Regions from separate parts of the Homo sapiens genome. Here region 1 is linked to region 2. Evidence: chromatin loops called from intact Hi-C (ENCODE). Cell type or tissue: Caco-2. All regions are shown on one strand. Each heading gives the region's core, and the rest is flanking DNA. Links, peaks and the distances in the headings are about the cores only.

Evidence for each region. A loop is a pair of places that touch in the nucleus more often than their neighbours do. Peaks named below come from ENCODE experiments on the same cell type or tissue, not always from the same donor. Only the 100,000 strongest peaks of a DNase experiment are listed, where the experiment ranks them.
Region 1: it touches region 2 in a loop (10-fold over the local background); 4 of 110 quality-filtered maps call a loop at or near these places.

What each region holds. Positions count from the first base shown.
Region 1 is chr4:54,046,483-54,054,821 of GRCh38, reverse strand. It overlaps CHIC2 (cysteine rich hydrophobic domain 2), which reads left to right. Exons shown (of 6, transcript NM_012110.4): 2 at 5,517-5,571; 3 at 5,712-5,867. Among named protein-coding and RNA genes, the nearest start is that of CHIC2, 14 kb to the left of the region's middle. In Caco-2, for the core only: no CTCF peak of the experiment used is centred there; no DNase peak of the experiment used is centred there.
Region 2 is chr4:54,139,872-54,148,210 of GRCh38, reverse strand. It overlaps the pseudogene LOC124900925. Among named protein-coding and RNA genes, the nearest start is that of GSX2, 44 kb to the right of the region's middle. RefSeq lists a silencer at 6,101-6,319. In Caco-2, for the core only: no CTCF peak of the experiment used is centred there; DNase peaks (open chromatin) are centred at 3,176 and 3,470.

The sequences.
Region 1 (8,339 bases), core at 298-8,297, 93 kb after region 2:
CTGCATGTTACCATCTATTTGTCTTATGTTCAGATACCTCAAGAGAGAGCTGATTGAGTTAGTTAATGTTATCTAAGTTAGGCAGGACTGTTTGGCCTTGCCATTCCATGTGCTGCTACCCAGCCCAGGGATTAGCTGTTCTTAAAGCAGATGCCCACTTGTGATCTAATTAGCCAAAGTATAGGGAGTTCCTAGTTAGGCATGCGGAGTAACAGACTACTCTCTCTAGTATACATGGTTTTGAGCTGTGTAGCATCTTTTCAGATTGTTGTATTATAATTAATTTAATTATAAGATATTTCTGTTTTAAAAATTTCACTGTTAAAAATATCACTGTAACTCAGAAGAAAAGAAACATTGAACATATATTTTTGATTAAGGGCAAAACAAGTTGAAGCAGTGGATTCTTGCATTTCTGCATTTAAAAAGCAAAATTCGTTATGAGTTCAAAACATGTCTTAATTTAAAATGATAGCTCAGTAGTGAATGCCAAGAGACATTGTTAATATGAGGAGATACAAGGAACATAGAAGAAGTTAAAACTGAAGTAAGAAGGACAGAGGATTAGATGGACTTGAACTATGGAAAACATTGAAATGCATTCAAGAAAACTATTGATTAGTGAACCTAAATTTCCTTGTTTACTTATCTTAAAATACCTAGTTAATACCAAATAAAATATTCAAATAAGAAAACAAAATTAGGGTGGTATTGTACATTATAAAATATTTGTCTGCCGGGTGTAGTGGCTCACGCCTGTAATCCCAATACTTTGGGAGGCCAAGGTGGGCGGATCACTTGTCAGGTGTTTGTGACCAGCCTGGCCAACATGGTGAAACCCCGTCTCTACTAAAAATACAAAAATTAGCCCAGCATGGTGGCGAGCACCTGTAATCCCAGGTACTTGGGAAGCTGAGGCACGAGAATCGCTTGAACCCGGGAGGCAGAGGTTACAGTGAGATGAGACCACGCCACCGCACTCCAGCCTGAACAACAAAGCGAGACTCTGTCTCAAAAAAATAAAATAAAATACTCGTCAATTATTTAGTTAGCAGGAACTATACATTTCTGAAAAATAGCTCTTATTTAAAAAAAAACAAATGACACAAAATGTCTTTAATACCCCCTCCCTAAAATAACACTGCAGAATACTTGATTATTCATTAACATATCTGTGCCACTGCAGCTATTTTCTCTTGATACATTTCTGGAAGTAGAATTACTGGGTCAAAGGGTAGGAATTTTTTTTTTTTTTTTTTTTTTTTGAGACTGAGTCTCACTGTTGTCAGCCCGGGCTGGAGTGCAGTGACGCAATCTTGGCTCACTGCAACCTCCGCCTCCGGGTTCCAGCAATTCTCCTACCTCAGCCTCCTGAGTAGCTGAGATTACAGGTGCCCACCACCACATCCAGCTATTTTTGCATTTTTAGTAGTGATGGGGTTTCACCATGTTGGCCAGGTTGGTCTCGAACTCCTGACCTCAGGTGATCCACCTGCCTTGGCCTCCCAAAGTGCTGGGATCACAGGTGTGAGCCACCACACCCAGCCAGGGTAGGAATATTTTTTAAGACCCGTTTTACATACTACCAGATGGCACTCCTGAAAATTCTATCAACTTGCAAGATTTTTGTTCTTTTCAGTTAATATCATGGTATATTGAATTTTCTTCTTCAACATTTTCCTCCATTGAGAAAGATGGTAAAAATACTGAAGATACATAAATAAATCTAAAAATGAAAGGGAGGGAAGGTAAATAAGTTTATGTTCAATGGTATTTCTGTGTTTTTAGTTTGCAAATTTCATTTTTAATGGTTGTTTAATATTCTGTTATATTGAGATAAGATAATTTTCTTAACCATTCCTAAAATGTTGTAAATAGATACATATTTATATTTGTGAATAAAGATTCAATGAACTTGTTTATGCATAAATTTAATCCACATTTCAAGTTATTTTTTAGGTAATATTACATTTCTAAAGAGAAAACAGTATGACAAAGGTATAAATATTTTCAATGCCAAATTAATCTGAAATGGTTGTAACAATTTATAGTTCCATTGACAGTGTGTGATATTTTTCCATCTTGACCTTCTTGCCAACATAAAATATTTTTTAAAATTTAATTAGTCTTGTAGATAACTGAATTAAGATGCCACCTACTTTAAATCATATTTTTAAAAATTATCCAAGTGTTACTTCTGGCTTTTTGGATTAGTAGAATGTTTGGTTATTAGAGTCTGAAGGGGGTTCAGCTTCCTACTCAATGCAGGAATCATTGCTCTTCTTTCAAGTACATCAAATTATTATTTTATGGGATGAAACTTGGCCTTTCTAATACTGTGCTGAACCAGTTGTACTTTGTCTTAGAATAAAGGAAATTATTTTTACCATATATAAAAAGTTTTATGTAAACTTGTAGGTACATTTATAATGCTGTCAATTGAAAACAAAACATAGATGCCATTTTCATTCTAACAGTCTCTGCCTCCTGCTGAACTTAAAAAAGAAGCCAGAACTAAGGTATTGTCAAAATTAAGTGGTTTATGTCAAAAATAAATCATTAGAGGTGATATTTTACAGTTATATTATCAAACAAGAAGTGTGACTTTTCCTATCCATTTAATAAAATAAGACCGTCTTGCTAAAATTCTACCTGCTACTATTGTTTTGGTTGGTCTAGATTTGGATTAAAAAAAAAGGTTTTGGCAGGGATGAAAAACATAGCAAAGGAGATATTTGCTGTGGCCTGTGCCAAATAAGAAATTCTGACATTCAAGCTCTTTGCCAGGAGAAAGCATGCTATATGAAAGAAGACTTGCTGAAAAGAGTTGTTTTCAACTACTCTGATGAGAACAGTCTTATTAGTAAAGAAGTGTGTAGGAAAGCCTGGATTGTGGTAGTTTGAATAATGAATGGGAGGTAACGTAAAGATAGTTAATGTAAAGGAGTCTTTCAAAACATTAGTTGAGGAAGGAAAGAAATAGATGCCATCAGACATTGAGAGAGAAGAAGAAATAAGGATTCACATCCTCAGGTGGATAGACTAATTCAGGTTTGTAGGCTATGTTTAAGGAGCCTGAAGCGAGGTAGAAATACAGTGAATTGCAGAGGAGACTGGAGGAGATGCACTCAGAAGTAAATGGTTAGTTTTTGGAAGCTTTCCTCCATTGAGAGATGGTAAAAATACTGAAGATATATAAGTAAATCCAAAAATAAAAGGGAGGGAAGGTAAAGCAGTTTATATTCCATGACATTTTTTTCTCTCAGAGTTGACAACTGTGGTTATTTGCAAAAAAATGTTGGTTGTGAGGATAAAGTGGAGTACCTAAAGACAGGCACAACAACTACGGAGCATGGAAAAGAGAACTTACTGGGGATGAATAAAGATTGTTACAATAATACTCATGAGATTAGAAATAAGATATGTATGTTATATATATATTTATTATTGGTGATACATTTATAAATGTGATTTTTCTCCAGTAGCTCCAGGCAGTGTGAAGAAGGTAAACAATTTAATTGAACCTGGGTTGGCAAGGGACACTGTAGAGATGATTAAAGGTGTTTGTTGGAGTATGTTCAAAATGATTGACTATGTAGTTCTGGCAAATAAGGAAGGAAATGGAGTCATAGGGAGCTATGGAGGGGTGGGAAGCAATATATTACAACCAGAGGCCAAAAAACAAATTTAGTAAGGATGGGAGAAATGAAATGATTGATGGCAGTGGTAAGAGAAGAATTTTACAGTTCAGAATTTCAGAGGTGATACAGTCCCAAGTGATGACAATATGCAGAATATATCACAGTGAGTAGGTTGCTGAATTAGATGGAGGTGCAGGAGGTAAAGTTCTTTAGAATAGATAAGGTCAGGAGTGAACTGTAGTTGAGGATTTCTAAGGAAAGAGTGGCATTTCAACAGGGTTTTTGGTTAAAGTGAAGATATATACAAGTATGTGGTGCTTAACTATGGGGACTACTCTGATAAATGGGTCAGTAGGCAATTTCATCATTGTGCAGACATCACAGAGTGTGTGTATACAAACTTAAAATGGTGTAGCCTACTACACATCTAGGCTATATGGTATAGCCCATAGCCCTTAGGCTACAAACCTGTACAGTATGTTACTGTACTGTGTATTGTAGGCAGTTATAACACAGTGGTAAGTTTTTGTGTATCTAAACATAGAAAAGGTACAGTAAAAATACAGTATTAAAATCTTGTGGGACCACCTTCTAGTATGTCCTGACTGAAACGTTGTTATGTGGCACATGACTGTATGTATTTAAGGTTTGTTTTGTTTTTTAAGATAAGATATAAGGAGGTATCCTGATAGCTGCAGATCAACAGATTGAGGGTTTCAAGGTCTATCAGGAAAGATAAACTTGAATATGATGATCATGAGAAAGCAGGATAACAGATTGGAGTGGTTTGCAGAGTTATGACTATAGACTGGAGGAATGTAGAGATAGTGAAATGGATGTATGTGGGATATGAGTAAAACAAGCCTGTTTCAAGATTCCATTTAGATTTAGGTGTAAAGTTGGAGTCCCCCCTTCAAAACTTTACAGTGTATTACATGAACTTTCAAAATTATCTCAAATTATATAAAAGTAAAATTGGTCTCGTGTGTGATTTCTTAAGGAAACAAAGGAAGCTGTAAAAGCCATAAAAGCCTGCACTGAAGTGTTGCATGGAATGTGCTCAGTAGTTGTGATTTGAATGAATTCTCTGTTCTCCAAGTACTGGTAGACTTCTGATAGATAAAAGCAAGATAGGTTGTTTTTATTATGTCTTTTATCTTCTTGTTATATTTACCATTCTTTGAAAATAGTTTAAATCTTTTATCAATTCTAAAGCCATGGAATATTTTAACCATGATTCAAGAAAAGGTCTTTTAGGTAATAGGAATAGATATAGGTATAGTACACGTCTACATTTTCTTTCATACCATCTAATGCACTGACAAATAGGTGTTCAATGGAACCTAAGACGGTTCTTGGTAGCACTTTGTCCATTCCTACTTTTTTATTTTTTCTCTCCCTTTTTCCTTATTCTTCCCCTCCTCACTCTTTTTCCTGCATTTTTCCTTCTCATCTTATTGCTTGTGTAGGACACCTGCTAAAATTCACAGGTATTGTTTGTTTCCACCAATAACATTAAAAGCTGGAAAAAATCGCTATCCCACCCATTAAAATAATATGCTTTGTAGTTACTTTTTAAGATATAAAGTTGGTAGCTCAAATTAAATGAACCATTTATATTTTTGTTTACATACTGCTGGTTAATTAACATTCAGCCCCTTATCATTATGCAAAAGTTTCCATTTAACTGCTAAAATAATTGTTACATTTCATAAATTGCTTGTTACAGTTATTTTATCTCAAACTTCCATTTTATGTCTAAAACTTCCTCCATATGTGAAAATGCTTTCTATTGACTTGACCTTTAAATTAAATGGTCTACATTTTTGGCAACAATAACATGTAATAACATATTCTTCTTATTTTTTAAAATAGATTTGGACTGAGCAACAAATTTGAATCTGAATTCCCTTCTTCATTAACTGGAAAAGTGAGTGTCTCATTTATGTACTATTTGTATGCCTCAAAATGAAAGTTTTTTTCTGAGAAAATTAGAAAAAAGTATGCTCATCAGTCATGTTTTTTGACATTAATATTGCATTGTTATTATTTCTTAAAATTTTTCTTTAGGTAGCTCCTGAAGAATTTAAAGCCAGCATCAACAGAGTTAACAGTTGTCTTAAGAAGAACCTTCCTGTTAATGTACGTTGGCTACTTTGTGGCTGCCTTTGTTGCTGCTGCACATTAGGTTGCAGTATGTGGCCAGTTATTTGCCTCAGTAAAAGAGTAAGTTGAATTATATATTTTAATTTAAATTTAGAAGTGGACAAGCAAGTCTTGCATTTATCTAGTTTTTATTTTTTGTATTGAATGAATCACACTATCCTGAATAAAATATGAAAATAATCTGATCCAGGAGAGGAGTGAGTCAGTAAAGTTACTATATATCCAAGTGCTGTTATTAAATAGCCATCTAAAAATTATATTTATAATTTTAGAAGCAAGGAGTAGTGTATGGCATTGTCTGTATCTGTACATTGACAGTGGTGTGGTATAGTGATCAAGGATGCTGGCTTCAGCTCTACCACTTTTCTCTGTGACCTTAGGCACGTTTCCTAACCTCTTTAAACCCTACTTGACACAACTGTAAAATGTTCACCTACTACTTGAATATAAAGGTAAAATGAAAATGTTTGGAAAACTCTTAGCTGAATATCTCAAAGGAAGTGGTTAATAAGTATTAATTAATAGTATTCTTACTGACTGTAAGATGGTACCCATACAAGAAATAAAATGGTTACAATGGTTGTTTCTTGTTGGTAAGATTATGGGACATTCTTTTCTGCTTTTTATATTTTACAAGTTTCCTGTAGTGAGCACAAAGTGATTCTGTAATCAGAAAAAATAATTTCAAAGACTCATTATTTTGACTGCTTATAATAAAAAATTCTGGCCAGGCACAGTGGCTCATGCCTGCAATTTTAACACTTTGGGAGGCCAAGGCGGGCGGATCACTTGAGGTCAGAAGTTCAAGACCAGTCTGGCGTACATGGTAAAACCCTGTCTCTACTAAAAATACAAAAAATTAGCCAGGCGTGGTGGCGGGTGCCTGTAATCCCAGTTAGTCAGGAGGCTGAGGCAGGAGAATCGCTTGAACCTGGAGGGCGAAGGTTGCAGTGAGCTGAGATCGTGCCATTGCACTCCAGCCTGGGCAACAATAGTGAAACTCTGTCTCAACAAACAAATAAACAAAATTTTAAGATGTTGGTAGAGATATGACAAATTATTATAGATTGAATGTATTATATTCTTGTTAAAATTTTCAAAAATTGTATTTATATGTATAAAAATGATACTTTAAAAAAATTTTTTTAAATAAATAAATTTTATTTTTTAAAAATGTATTTAAAAAAATAGAGACAGGGTTTCTTTTTTTTAATTATTATACGTTAAATTCTAGGGTACATGTGCACAACGTGCAGGTTAGTTACATATGTATACATGTGCCATGTTGGTGTGCTGCACCCATTAACTCGTCATTTAACATTAGGTATATCTCCTAATGCTATCCCTCCCCCCTCCCCCCACCCCACAACAGTCCCCGGTGTGTGGTGTTCCCCTTCCTGTGTCCATGTGTTCTCATTGTTCAATTCCCACCTATGAGTGAGAATATGCGGTGTTTGGTTTTTTGTCCTTGCGATAGTTTGCTGAGAATGATGGTTTCCAGCTTCATCCATGTCCTTACAAAGGACATGAACTCATCCTTTTTTATGGCTGCATAGTATTCCATGGTGTATATGTGCCACATTTTCTTAATCCAGTCTACCATTGTTGGACATTTGGGTTGGTTCCAAGTCTTTGCTATTGTGAATAGTGCTGCAATAACCATACGTGTGCATGTGTCTTTATAGCAGCATGATTTATAATCCTTTGGGTATATACCCAGTAATGGGATTGCTGGGTCAAATGGTATTTCAAGTTCTAGATCCCTGAGGAATCGCCACACTGACTTCCACAATGGTTGAACTGGTTTATAGTCCCACCAACAGTGTAAAAGTGTTCCTATTTCTCCACATCCTCTCCAGCACCTGTTGTTTCCTGACTTTTTAATGATCGCCATTCTAACTGGTGTGAGATGGTATCTCTTTGTGGTTTTGATTTGCATTTCTCTGATGGCCAGTGATGATGAGCATTTTTTCATGTGTTTTTTGGCTGCATAAATGTCTTCTTTTGAGAAGTGTCTGTTCATATCCTTTGCCCACTTTTTGATGGGGTTGTTTGCTTTTTCTTGTAAATGTGTTTGAGTTCATTGTAGATTCTGGATATTAGCCCTTTGTCAGATGAGCAGGTTGCAAAAATTTTCTCCCATTCTGTAGGTTGCCTGTTCACTCTGATGGTAGTTTCTTTTGCTGTGCAGAAGCTCTTTAGTTTAATTAGATCCCATTTGTCAGTTTTGACTTTTGTTGCCATTGCTTTTGGTGTTTTAGACATGAAGTCCTTGCCCATGCCTATGTCCTGAATGGTAATGCCTAGGTTTTCTTCTAGGGTTTTTATGGTTTTAGGTCTAACATGTAAGTCTTTAATCCATCTTGAATCAATTTTTGTATAAGGTGTAAGGAAGGGATCCAGTTTCAGCTTTGTACATATGGCTAGCCAGTTTTCCCAGCACCCTTTATTAAATAGGGAATCCTTTCCCCATTTCTTGTTTTTGTCAGGTTTGTCAAAGATCAGATAGTTGTAGATATGTGGCATTTTTTC
Region 2 (8,339 bases), core at 256-8,255:
CTTCGATTATATTTTCTGTATTTATTTATTTATTTTGAGATGGAGTTTTGCTCTTGTTGCCCAAGCTGGACTACAATGGCATGATCTTAGCTCACTGCAACCTCCACATCCTGGGTTCAAGCGATTCTCCTGCTTCAGCCTCCTGAGTAGATGGGATTACAGGCAAGCGCCACCAGGCCCAGCTAATTTTTTGAATTTTTAGTAGAAACGGGGTTTCACCATGTTAGCCAGGCTGGTCTCAAATTCCTGACCTCAGGTGTTCTGCCCTCCTTGGCCTCCCAAATTGCTGGGATTACAGGCGTGAGCCACTGCGCCCAGCTTATTTTGAAGAGGAACTACTCAGACTGTGTTCTCTCCCTTTTACTCTCCCCAAGGAAGCGAAGAAAATTATCAATAGAAAATGGCAGGCCGAGCATAGTGGCTCATACCTGTAATTCCAGCACTTTAAGAGACTGAGGCAGGTGGAATACTTAAGGTTAGAAGTTCAAGACCACCCTGGCCAACAGAGCGGTTTTCATTTAAAAAAAAAAAAAAAGCAAGTTTATTAAGGTAAATGAATAAAACAATGGCTACTCCATAGGCAGAGCAGCTGAAACCCTGTCTCTACTAAAATACAAAAATTAGCCAAGCGTGGTGGCACATGACTATAGTCCCAGCTACTCAGGAGGCTATGGCAGGAGAATCGCTTGAACCCGGGAGGCAGAGGTTGCAGTGAGCTGAGATCGCACCACTGCACTCCAGACTGGGCAACAGAGTGAGACTCTGTCTCAAAAAAAAAAATCAATAAGTAAAATCTTAAAGTAGCAAATGACAGTTGCAGCCAAGTAATTCCAAAAGCCAGCTTCACTCGGAGAACCCTGTGCTTCCTCTTATTTCCAGCGATCCACATATTTAGAGAAACTTTTCCAGTAATAAACCATAGAAATTATACCTGGAAGTAGAGTCTTCAACTTGGATTTTTAGGTGACCCTAACAAAAGGGGGAAATTTCCCAAAACATATCCGAAATGGACTTTCTCACTGCTTTGGCTAGTCGAGGTTAAGAATCAGAGGTAATTTTAGAACATATAGATGAGGTGACAACTCATACACCCAAGTATGTAGAGCAACTCATATCTACCCCACTGCATTTGGAGGGAAAGTGTTTCCCTGGTGAACTTGTGAGTATAAATAGATGGAAGAAGATGTACTCAAAACAGCAAACTTCTAATTATACAAAATGTTATATTTTCTGCTTAGTGAAGCCACATCCATGTAGATTATGATGCTCTAATCATTACACCTGTCAACACAATGAAATAGCTCAAATCTCTGAAAAACTTTGCTTCACTCTTAATGATGTCAAAAATTACAACTCAAATTAAATCTTCATGTCTCTAATGAAACCTCAACTCTGCAAATTTCCTTATTTAAAAATGCTGTTTTAGCCAAAGAAATGTTTCAAAAATTCTGTATTCAGGCCAGGCACGGTGGCTTACGCCTGTAATCCCAGCACTTTGGGAGGCCAAGGTGGGTGGATTGCTTGAGGTCAGGAGTTCGAGACCAGCCTGGCTGACATGGTGAAACCCCGTCTCTACTAAAAATACAAAAAGCCGGATGTGGTGGTGCATGCCTGTAGTCCCAGCTACTCAGGAGACTGAGGCAGGAGAATCACTTGAACGCAGGAGGCGGAGGTTGCAGTGAGCCGAGATTGTGCCACTGCACTCCAGCCTGGGTGACAGAGCGACGCTCCCTCTGAAAAAAGAAAAAAAAATTCTGTATTCACAAATAGCTTGATACTAGCAATCACTTGTTTACATTGTAAATAGGCAGCAGGCTGAAAATTTTTGATGACTTAATTGCAGGTTCACAGCTATGAAGGCAAGCCAAAGGGCTACCTTGCCAGGTCTGTAAAACTGATGTACATAGTATGAGCTGCTTGATCTTTGAGTAATCACAAAAGACAAATCAGGCTGGGCATGGTGGCTCATGCCTGTAATCCCAGTGCTTTGGGAGGCCGAGGCAGGTGGATTACTTAAGGTCAGGCATTGGAGACCAGCCTGGCCAACATGGTGAAATCCCATTTCTATAAAAAAAACAAAAGTTAGCTGGGCATGGTGGTGTGTGCCTGTAGTCCCAGCTACTCAGGAAGCAGAGGCAGGAGAACCGCTTGAACCCGGGAAGTGGAGTTTGCAGTGAGCCGAGATCATGCGACTGCACTCCAGCCTGGGAGACAGAGTGAAACTCTGTCTCAAAAGAAAAAAAAAAAAGGAAAGAAATAAAAGACAAATCAGCAAAAAGAGGAATTCATAAAAAGAGAATAAAGCTTTGCAAAAAAAGAACCTGTCTTTGGATCTTCAGAAGTGACTAAAATATTTTAATAGGTCCCTTTTAGTGCCTCTTTTTGCTTGCCTATGAAATATTGACAGATCTTCCCAACTGGGGGAAAAAAAACCCAAAATTCATTAAACTCACTGTGTCTTATTTGGTTAAATAAAAAGAGGTAGAAAGACTATTATGAGAAAAGAGAAGCAATAGAAACTGTGGAAATTGGAGTTCCAAACATCAATCTTAATTTGATTGAATAGTAGAAAGTATATAAACTATGGAAATTGATGTTCCAAACATCAATCCGCATTCCTGAGCAATTTTCAAATTGGTCACCAGCTCTCCACTCCTCCTGTCATGAGTCACTTATACCTTAAAAAGTATATCCTCTGAGAATTCTGAAAGGTATCCAGACCTTCCATTAGACAACTTCCAATCCATATGTGCCTCAAAGTTGTGTCTTCATTTTCCTCCTGTTCCATTTCCTTCAGATTTCCACCAAGATATGCATGTTGAGCTTTGTTTTGAGACTACATCCAGATGTCACCTACCTCTCCTGTGGCCTTAAAAAGATTCTATAAGCACAGAGAGATCAGCCTGAGACATCTGAAGACCTAAGCCTGCATCCTTCCTGGTTTTTGGATTAAGGGAATGTAAAGATGAGAGGAAAATGAGCAAGGCGAGGTGATAACTCATTTCTAAATAAAACAGGAATATTTTTAAAAATCTGACACTGCTAAAGGCCAAGTCATACAGTAGGATTCCCACCAGGCCAGGCTGTAAATATTGATTCTCCTCTCTGCAACCCCAGTGTTCAGGCTTCAGAGTAACAGTCTTAGTTCCTCCAACCACATTTCTAACCACAAGGTCACTGCACACTTCACCATCCTGGCCATCTTCCTTTAGCACATACAATTGTAAGTTTAAAAATTTTATCTTTTATTTTCAGTCCTCCCACAGCTGTTGGGACTTGGACAAACCTACCTTATAATCAAATATTTGCGGTGTTTTCTAGTTTGAAAAGCACTGTTCAAAAGTTATCTCATTTAATCTTTACAACTGTTGACTTTACAGATAAAGAAAACTGCAGATCAGAAAAGTTAAATAAATGCCCAAGGACACACAACTTGTAAGAAAAGAAGCCAGGGCTAGGCTAGGCCGGCTGCAGTGGCTCACGCCTGTAATCCCAGAACCTTGGGAGGCCAAGACAGGCGGATCATCTGATGTCAGGAGTTCGAGACCAGCCTGGCCAACATGGTGAAACCCCGTCTCTACCAAAAATACAAAAATTAGCTGGGTGTGGTGGTGGGAACCTGTAATCCCAGCTACTCAGGAGGCTGAGGCAGGAGAATCACTTGAACCCAGGAGGTGGAGGTTGCAGTGAGCCAAGATCGTGCACTCCAGCCTAGGCAACAAAAGTGAAACTCCGTCTCAAAAAAGAAAAAAAAAAAAAGAAGCCAGGGCTAAAACCCACCTGTGCCCTTCATCTTCTAGTTCTGGGTTCTTTTCATGCCACCAATTGCACTTCAAAGAAGTGGAAACATTTTGAAGTTTTTGATAAGACTAGTAGCAAGGCTTATTTTCAAATAGTCTATGAATTTTTATAGCTTGTAGAAGGTCTGAGGAAGATATAATTTCATTTGTATCACTTCAGAAGCAATACAAAAAAAAGTATTATCCTATTTCTTTATTTTATATTCTAGGCCTATTAGAGAACAATAAATTAGATAAACTCAAAATCCACTTAGGCCTTCATGTATCCTTTTTTTTTTTTTTTTTTTTGAGACCAAGTCTCACTCTGTCACCCAGGCTGGAGTGCAATGGCATGATCTAGGCTCACTGCAACCTCCTGGTTTCAAGCGATTCTCTCAACTCTGCCTCCGGAGTAGCTGGGACTGCAGGCACGTGCCACCATGCCCAGCTAATTTTTGTATTTTAGTAGAGATGGGGTTTCACAGTGTTGGCCAGGCTGGTCTTGAACTCCTGACCTCAAGTGATGAGCCTGCCTCAGCCTCCCAAAGTGCTGGGATTATAGACGTCAGCCACCACACCCCACCTGCTCTGATATTTATTATTTCTTTTCTTCTGCTAATTTTGAGTTTGGTTTGCTCTTGCTTTTGTAGTTCTTTAACACGTACCATTAGGTTATTTATGATTATTAGATTAGTTTTTCTTCTTTTTAAATGTAGATACCTATAATTATAAAATTCCCTCTTAGTACTGCTTTTGCTGTATTCCATAGGTTTTGGTATGTTCTGTTTCCATTATCATTTGTTTCAACAAATTTTTCAATTTCCCTCTTAATTTCTTCATTGACCCACTGGTCATTCAGAAGCATATTGTTTAATTGCTGTGTATTTTTATAGCTTCCAAATCTCTTGTTTTGTTACATTGTGGTCAGAGAAGATGCCTGATGTTATTTCAATTTTTTTGAATTTTTTAAAGCCTTGTTTTGTGATTTAACATATGGTCTATTCTTGAGAATAATCCATGTGCTGAGGAGAAGAATGTGTATTCTGCAGCCTTCAGATGAAATGCTCTGTAAATATCTATTAGGTCCATTTGTTCTATAGTGCAGTTTAAGCCTGATGTTTCCTTGTTGATTTTCTGTCTAGAAGATCTGTCCATTGGTGAAAGTGGGATGTTAAAATCTCCAGCTATTATTGTACTGAGGGCTGTCTTTTTACCTTAAATAATATTTGCTGCTTCATATATCTGGATGCTCCAGTGTTGGGTGCATATATAATTGTTATATCTTCTTGCTAAACTGACTCCTTGATTATTATATAATGACCTTCTTTGTTTCTGCCGCCTATAGAGACAAAGAAGGTTATTATATAATGATGAAAGAGTCCAGTTTTTTGTTGTTGTTGTCATTTTTTGAGATGAAGTCTCACTCTTTCACCCAGGCTGGAGTGCAGTGGCACAATCTTGGCTCACTGCAATCTCTGCCTCTAGGTTCAAGTGATTCCCCTGCCTCAGCCTCCCGAGTAGCTGGGACTACAGGTGCCCACTACCACACTTGGCTAATTTTTGTATTTTTAGTAGAGACAGGGTTTTCACCATGTTGGCCAGGCTGGTCTCCAACTCCTCATATCAAGCGATCCGTCCGTCTCAGCCCCCCAAAGTGCTGGGATTACAGGCGTGAGCCACTGTGCCTGGCCCATTGTATGTTTTTCAATTTGGGGTTACCATGAGGCTTGCAACTACTGTTTCATAACCCATTGTTTCAAACTGATGACAACTTAACACTGATTGCATAAACAAACAAATAAGCAAAAAGAAAACTAATAAAAACTCTTAACTTCATCCTCCTGCTTTTTAACTTTTTGTTGTTTCTCTTCATGTCTTATTGTACTGTCTGTCATGACAAATTGCTGTAGTTATTATTTTTGATTAGTTCATTGCTTAGTCTTTCTGCTTAAGAGTATTTTGAACACCGTAATTAAAGTGTTATAATATTCTATGTCTTTCTGTGTGCTATTACCAGTGAGTTTTGTAGCTTCACGTGACTTCCTATTGCTCATCAATGTCCTTTTCTTTCAGATGTAAGAACTTTCTTTAGCATTTCTTTTTTTTTTTTTGAGATGGAGTCTCACTCTTTTGCCCAGGCTGGAGTGCAGTAGCATGATCTCAGCTCACTGCAACCTCTGCCTCCCATGTTCAAGCAATTATAGTGCCTCAGCCTCCCAAGTAGTTGGGTCTACAGGCATGCGCCACCACACCCAGCTAATTTTTGTATTTTTAGTAGAGACACCTGACCATGTTGGTCAGGCTGGTCTGGAACTCCTGGCCTCAAGCAATCCACCCGCCTCAGCCTCACAAACTGCTGGGATTACACGCATGAGCCACCACGCTTGGCCTCCTTTAGCATTTCTTATAGGACAGGTCTAGTGTTGATGAAAATCCCTTAGCTTTTGTTTGTCTGGGAAGGTCTTTATTTCCCCTTCATGCTTAAAAGATATATTTTGCTGAATATACTATTCTAGGGTTAAAGTTTTTTTTTTCCCTTCAGCATTTAAAATATGTCATGCTAGTTTCTCCTGGCCTATAAGGTTTCCACTGAAAAGTCTGAGGCCAGATGTATTGGAGCTCTATTATATTTTATTTGTTTCTTTTCTGTTGCTGTTTTTAAGATCCTTTCTTTATCTTTGACCTTTGGGAGTTTGATTATTAAATGCCTTGAGGTTGTCTTTTTTGGATTAAATCTGCCTGATGTTCTATAACTTTCTTGTACTTGAATATTGATATCTTTCTCTGGGTTTGGGAAGTTCTTTGTTATTATCCCTTTCAATAAACTTTCTATCCCCATCTCTTCCTCAACCTCCTCTTTTTGGCCAATAGTGCTTAGATTTGCCCTTTTAAGGCTATTTTCTATATCTTGTAGACATGCTTCATTGTTTTTTACTCTTTCTTTTTGTCTCCTCTGACTGTGGATTTTCAAATAGCCTGTCTTCAAGCTCATTAATTCTTTCTTCTGCTTGATCACGTCTGTTATTAAGAGACCCAGATGCATTCTTCAGCATGGCAGTTGTACTTTTCAGCACTAGAATTTCATTTCTTTTTAATAACTTCAATCTCTTTGTTAAATTTGTCTGATAGAATTCTGAATTCCTGGCCAGGCGCAGTGGCTCACACCTGTAATCGCAGCACTTTGGGAGGCTGATCACTTGAGGTCAGGAGTTCAAGACCAGCCTAGCCAAAATGGCAAAACTCCATGTCTACTAAAAACATAAAAATTAGTTGGGTGTGGTGGCACATACCTGTAATTCCAGCTACTTAGGAGGCTGAGGTGGGAAGATCACTTGAACCCAGGAGGCAGAGGTTGCAGTGAGCCAAGATCGTACCACTACACTCCAGCCTGGGCGTTCATCTCAAGAAAAAAAAAAAAGAATTCTGAATTTCTGTTTTGTGTTTCTTGGATTTCTTTGAGTTTCCTCGACACAGCTACTTTGAATTCTCTGTCTGAAAGGTCACATATCTGTTTCTCCAGGATTGGTCCCTGGTTCCTTATTTATTTTGTTTGGTGAGGTCATTTTCTCCTGGATGGTCTTGATGCTTGTAGATGTTCGTTAATGTCTGGGCATTGAAGAGTTAGGCGCTTATTGTAGTCTTCACAGTCTGGGCTTATTTGTGCCCATCCTCCTTGGAAAGGCTTTCCGGGTATTTTGAAGGAACTTGGGCCCCAAGTCCAATAATATTATGTTTCTTGCAGACTCATAGAGGTGCTGCTCTGGTAGTCTTGGATAAGATCTGGAAGAATTCTCTAGATTACCAGGCAGACACTTTTATTTTTTTCTCTTATTTTTTCACAAGCAGCGTCTCTCCCTGACTCTGTGCTGAGTCTCCTGGAACTGGAGGTGGAGGGACACAAGTACCCTGTAGCCACCACCACCAGGACTGTGCTGGCTGAGACATGAAACCAGCACAGCACTGGGCCCCACCCAAGGCCTGCTGTAACTACTATCTGGCTACCACCTAAGTTCACTCTAGGACCTAGGGCTTTATGATCAGCATATGGCAAAGCCAGTCTGATTTATGTCCCTCCATTCAGGGCAGTGAGTTCCTCCAGACCTAGGTTGGTCCAGAGATGTTGTCTGAGAGCCAGGGATTTAAGTCAAATACCTTAGAAATTTACCGGGTATTCTACTCTACTGCAGCAAAGCTGGCACTCAAACCATAAGACAAAGTCCTTCCCACTTTTCTCTCCCTGTGGCCACCACCATAAGCACCCCACGAGGGGTTCTGCCAGGCTACCGCTGATGTTCACTTAAAGCCCAAGGGCCCTTTTGTCAGCTTGTGATGAGTGCTGCCAGACCTGACACTCACTCTTCAGAGTAGTGGGCTTCCTTCTGGTCCATGGCAGGTCCAGAAATGCTAACCAAGAGCCTAGGCTTGGACGTGGGGACCTGAAGAGTCTGCTTATTGCTCCACCCCACTGTGGCTGAGCTGGTACCTGAAGTGCAAGACGGAGTCCCCTTTACTTTCCCCCCTGTTTTTCTCAAACAGAAAGATCTTTCGCTGTAGCCACCA